Regions from separate parts of the Homo sapiens genome. Here region 2 is linked to region 1. The links are chromatin loops, found by intact Hi-C in ENCODE. Cell type or tissue: heart left ventricle. All regions are shown on one strand. Region 1 holds the start of MOV10 (Mov10 RNA helicase). Region 2 has its middle 7.2 kb from the start of WNT2B.

Region 1 (2,500 bases):
CGGCCCAGGCAGGAGGGTCCGTGGAAATGAAACTGAAAGTCGCCGCTGCAGCTGGAAGTTGGCGGCCCTGAGATGAGGGTGCAGCAGGAGGGAAGCCCCCTAACTCTGACCCCTGATCCTGCGGGCTCCCTTCTCCCCACCAGGCTTCCCTCCTCCGTTCTTTTCTTACCTGAGCTTTCCCTTCGGTTTCTTCGTCCTATCCCCTCCCCCTCTTCGCATTAACTCTTTCCTAAAGCGTCTGACCCCTCCCTCAGGGCCCTCCCCTTACCCCAAGCTCCCTCCCCTGGCTTCTAGCCAGTATCAGAACGTGGCTACCGCTTGGGGCCCTCTGAACAGCCCGGGAGGACCTCCGAGCCTCAGCCAGGGCTACCCTCACGCCCACCCTCCAGAGCCTCGGGACTCAGTGAAAAGCAGGAGAGCAAAGGGCAGGGCTGGGATCTAGGTCGGCTGCGGCCGGAATGGGGAAGCTCATCCAGCGCCTCCCCCAGCCTTCCAGGGACGTAAACTCGGGGCGACACGCCCCCTCCCCCATTTTCCCTTCTCGGGCTTTCAGACGCACGTAGTTGGCATAAGGGTCAAAGAAGTTTGGGGAAAAGAACCCAGTGTCTCTGAGATAAAGGTGTGTACGTGTGGGAGGGAGGGACAAGGGGCTCTGCCAGGATACACAGTAATTGCTTTTCTCTGCCACATCGGCTTATGTGGAAAGGCTGGTGACCGACCCTTACCCCTGAGCCACATATTTGGGCGCTTCGTTGCATTCCAGTCTGTATTGCTCTTTAATTTTTACTGGTATATAAGGTGGACCCTTATATTCATCAAAATACTAGCATCTTGAGCGTAAGGGACTGTTGTGTTAGGCAATAATAAGTGGTTAATAGTGACAGCATCAGTACCAAGAAGAGAACTAAAAGGGCAGTGTGCTTCAGAAGACTGTATAGACAAATTTAAGGGGGTGGGGCTACAATAACAAACCTTTGTATCTATTTTTTTCCCGCAGAATGAAATGACACACACACTAGAATGGGACAAGCTAAGTTACACTACAAAGTTTTAAATCAAATACATCACTTTCAAATAAATCAAAGCTAGTGTTGTTCTCCATAGTAGCTACCAGCAGGAGGCCACACACTCAATCTACGGAATTGAAGAAAGTCCAGAACCCAGGTCATACTCCAGCTGGGCTACCCGGTACCTTCTCTCAGGCCAACAACCAAATGAAGCCAGGAATAACAGGCTTTAGCAACAGGAAATGCAATGTCAGTGGGAACCAAAGCTACGGGGATGGGTAAAATAGGGCAGAGGAAAACATCTTACAAACTTATTATGCAAAGTAGAAGAAAAAACTAGAAAAGCAGCCAAAGATTTTACCTTTTTTCTCCCTCAATGTCCTGATGAGGTTCCAGAAGAATAGAGAGGGTGAACTCTTAAAAATTGCCTTGTTACTTACCATCTCAAAAACGTACCATCAACCGTACTCAAACTGAATGTCTGGCTCCATTCTGACCAGCAAATCTAAATCCCTATTATTCTTGGATACAATCTCCCTTCTTCTCTGGTCAGGTTTATGTCTTGGATGTTCTCAAAACGTACACAAAAGTCTGCAGTATAGTAAAACCTTGGGTAAAAAGTGTGATGCTATGTGGCTTTGTTTACAATGGAACTTCTCTAAACAATTTCATCCAGAAAAATCTACTTCACATGGGGTTCTAATTGTTATTGTCAGAGCTCTTTGAATCAGAGCAACTCCATCTTCAACAGGGACTGGGTAAAATGAGACTGAGACCTATTGGACTGCATTCCCAGGAGGTTAGGCATTCTAAGTCACAGGATAAGACAGGAGGTCAGCACAAGATACATGTCATAAAGACCTTGCTGATAAAACAGGCTGCAGTAAAGAAGCTGGCTAAACCCCACCAAAACCAAGATGGTGAGGAGAGTGACCTCTGGCCGTCAGATGTGAGATTTGTTTCTGTGCTCAGAGAGCTTATATATACTCTGTGCATTTATATATACCCTATCTGTTCAAAGAAGAAATTTAAGTTAGCTCAACTTAAACTACAGGACAATCCAGCTTTGTTCATATTTACCAATCTTCCTTTGATTTTTCACATAGTAGGTAGCTGAAAAACGAGACAATGGTCACCAGCATTTGGTTTACTTGGTAGTTTTATAGAAAATTGTAAATTCACAAGTTGGCATTCAAATATTTATCATTCTTTGAGTTTGAAGAGAATATGCCAAGTTTGCCAAGCATCCCATGAACCTAGATGAGTCCAGCACCGAAGTCTTAGACTATAAAAGAGAACAGGCACTGGAACTAGGCAAGCAATAGAGGGATAACCACTGAGGCTCAGATGAAAAAAGTCTTCAGCAGTGTCATTTCAAACCAAAATATAGGAGGGAAGCCTCACAAAAAACCCTTTTCCAGATGGCTGGGAAATCTTTGCCATAGCGTACAACAGGCTGATTTCAGCAGCTTGTGGTGATAAAATAGATACAA
Region 2 (2,500 bases), 170 kb after region 1:
GTGTGTGTGAGTGTGTGTGCAGATTCTTGGAGAAGGCAGGACACTCAAAGTTCTCCTCCCTTTGTCACTCCCTCCTGCCTGAAAAGCTCAAATCAGCAGCCCTCACTGTGTAAGAAACATCATCAGACTTGAGCCAAGTCAGGTTTTCCATAATCCCTGTCCGCAATCCCCTCTCCCCCAATTTCCTTCTCTATAGCCTCTCTAAAACTGCACCAGTCATTTCAGCCGTCCTCCTGTTCCTGAAAAACCCAGAACCCACCCCCTCCTCCTCTCCTAACCCCTGTGTTATGTGTGTGTACTCTCCTCCAGTCATCACAGGAGAAGGGTCTTTCCATGAAAAGCCGGAGGGTGAGGCTGGGGACCGTGGACACGCAGGGTCGGGGGAGGGCGGGGAAAGCAGGCTGTCCTTGGGCTTCACACCCCCAAGTCCGAGGCCTCCAGCCCTTCTCTGAGGTTTCCTTTGGAGAGGTCTCTCTTGCCTGATAAGATCAAAGCATTCCCTCTGCCAAATCATTACCTTATTTTCGAGGCAATTAGAGAACTTATTGTATCATTTAGCCGGGTCTCCAGCTTTAGCTGTTTATCGCTGCTTGTCTCTGTCTTGCAGAGGAAAGGATCTGCCCGGCGCAGCCCTCCGGGCCAGAGAGGGGAGAGCGGGGTGCAGGGCAGGGCTCTGGCGGGCCCCAGGGCCGCGGCCCGGGGAGCTGTCCGGATGCTTTCAGCAGGGACGGGCAGCTGGAGGGCACGGGGACGCGCTCCTGAGAGGAGAGCCCGGTGGCTCCTCCCGGCGTCCGCCACGGCCGCAGGATCGCTCTCTCCCGCGGGCGCAGCACCTGCGCGCCGGAGTAGCCCGGGAGAGCGAGCCGCAGAGTGAGGGGAGACCGCTCAGGCCAGGCCTGGCCAGGGCCCCAGCCCCGGAGGAGAACGCTGAGCTTTAGCCAAGATTCCGGGCGCTTTCCGACTCGCGGGTGGGCGACTCGCCCTGTGAACCGGGCGCCGCGCCGTGGCGTTCGCGGGAAAGGCATGGCAGCCTGAGCTTCGTCTTCTTGGGGATCCCCGCGTTTCTGCCCGAAGAAAACCTTAGGAGCGGGCGTGGCACGGAGAAGTGGGTGTTCCCAAGGGCAGGCGAGTGTGGCCTACTTTGCTTCTGTCCAGACCACAACTCCTACCTGCAGACGAAGCGCGCACACACACCGGGGATTCGGGTCAGCCAGAGGATCCCTAGAGCGGTGGTTCTCAAACATTTTGGTCTCAGGACCTCTTTACACTCACAAATTATCAAGGACCCCAAAGAGCTTTTGTTTATGTGGGTAATAGCTATCCATATTAAAAATTAACATAAACTCAGGAGCCAACTGAAAAGTTCCCAGTGGCCAAAGCTGGACAATTTGGGCAACAAAACAAAACAGTTTTCGATTGTAACCCAAAGCATAAAATTAAATACCCATGAGTCCATGCTGATACAAATAAATGATTGAATGAATAAATAAATGGAGGAGAAGAGACAAATTTCCTATACAGAATCCCAAATAATGTATGTGGGTATTCTGCCCTGAAGGAGGTGACATACAACTCCCTACTACTTAAGTGTGGGCTATGCATCGTGACCTTTTTCCAAGAGTATTGTACAGACAGGGAGTGTGGAGGGGAAAAGCAACTTCACAGTGGAGAAAGCTGACAAATACAACCTCACTGGGTGATCAAGGTCAACATACCAGTGTCAGGTTGATAGTATGTACTCTTGATATGATGCGATAAAACAACACTTTCCCTCTGTGGTCCTCCTCCCCATTACCCCGGTCTAATCAAGAAAAAAACACCTGGTAAATTCCACCAGGGGGACATTCTACAAAATACCTGACTAGTACTCCTTAAAACTGTCAAGGTCATGAAAAACAAGGAAAGTCTGAGCAACTGTCACAGCCAAGAGGCGCCTAAGGAGACACGACAAGTAAATGTAATATTATAACTTGGATAGGATCCTGGAAAAGGAAGAGGACACTGGGGAAAAACTGAGGCGTTCTGAACAAAGTATGGACTTTAATTAATAATAATATATTAGTATTGGTCCACTGTTGTGACAACTGTACCATACATTTGTAGTGTAAGAAAGATGTTTGTAATCGGGAAAACTGGGATATATGGGCACTTTGTACTATCTTTGCAATTTTTCTGTAAATCTAAAAACTGCTCTAAAATATAAGATTTTAATTTATTTTTATTTTTTGAGACAGGGCCTTGCTCTCTTGCCCAAGCTGGAGTGTAGTGGCACGATCATGGCTTGCCCTGAACTCCTGGGCTCAAGCCATCTTCCCTCCTCAGTCTCCCGATTAGCTGGGACTACAGGTATGCACCACCATGCCTAAATAATTAAAAAAAATTTTTTTTAGTGACGGGGTCTCACTATGTTGCCCAGGCTGGTCTTGAACTCCTGGGCTAAAGCAATCCTCCTGCCTCAACCTCCCAAAGTTCTGGGATTATAGGCATGAGCTACTGCACC

Evidence for each region. Peaks named below come from ENCODE experiments on the same cell type or tissue, not always from the same donor. Only the 100,000 strongest peaks of a DNase experiment are listed, where the experiment ranks them.
Region 2: a loop joins it to region 1, with 2.2 times the contacts of the local background. A loop is called at or near these places in 11 of 110 quality-filtered maps.

What each region holds. Positions count from the first base shown.
Region 1 is chr1:112,672,399-112,674,898 of GRCh38, reverse strand. It overlaps MOV10 (Mov10 RNA helicase), which reads right to left and starts at 240. Exons shown (of 21, transcript NM_001321324.2): 1 at 170-240; 2 at 1-51. In heart left ventricle, a CTCF peak has its summit at 1,107; a DNase peak (open chromatin) is centred at 418; H3K4me3 peaks cover 1,465 bases; H3K27ac peaks cover 1,265 bases.
Region 2 is chr1:112,500,493-112,502,992 of GRCh38, reverse strand. It overlaps a transcript of WNT2B not described here. Among named protein-coding and RNA genes, the nearest start is that of WNT2B, 7.2 kb to the left of the region's middle. RefSeq lists a silencer at 627-716. In heart left ventricle, CTCF peaks have their summits at 803 and 1,002; a DNase peak (open chromatin) is centred at 952; H3K4me3 peaks cover 969 bases; H3K27ac peaks cover 828 bases.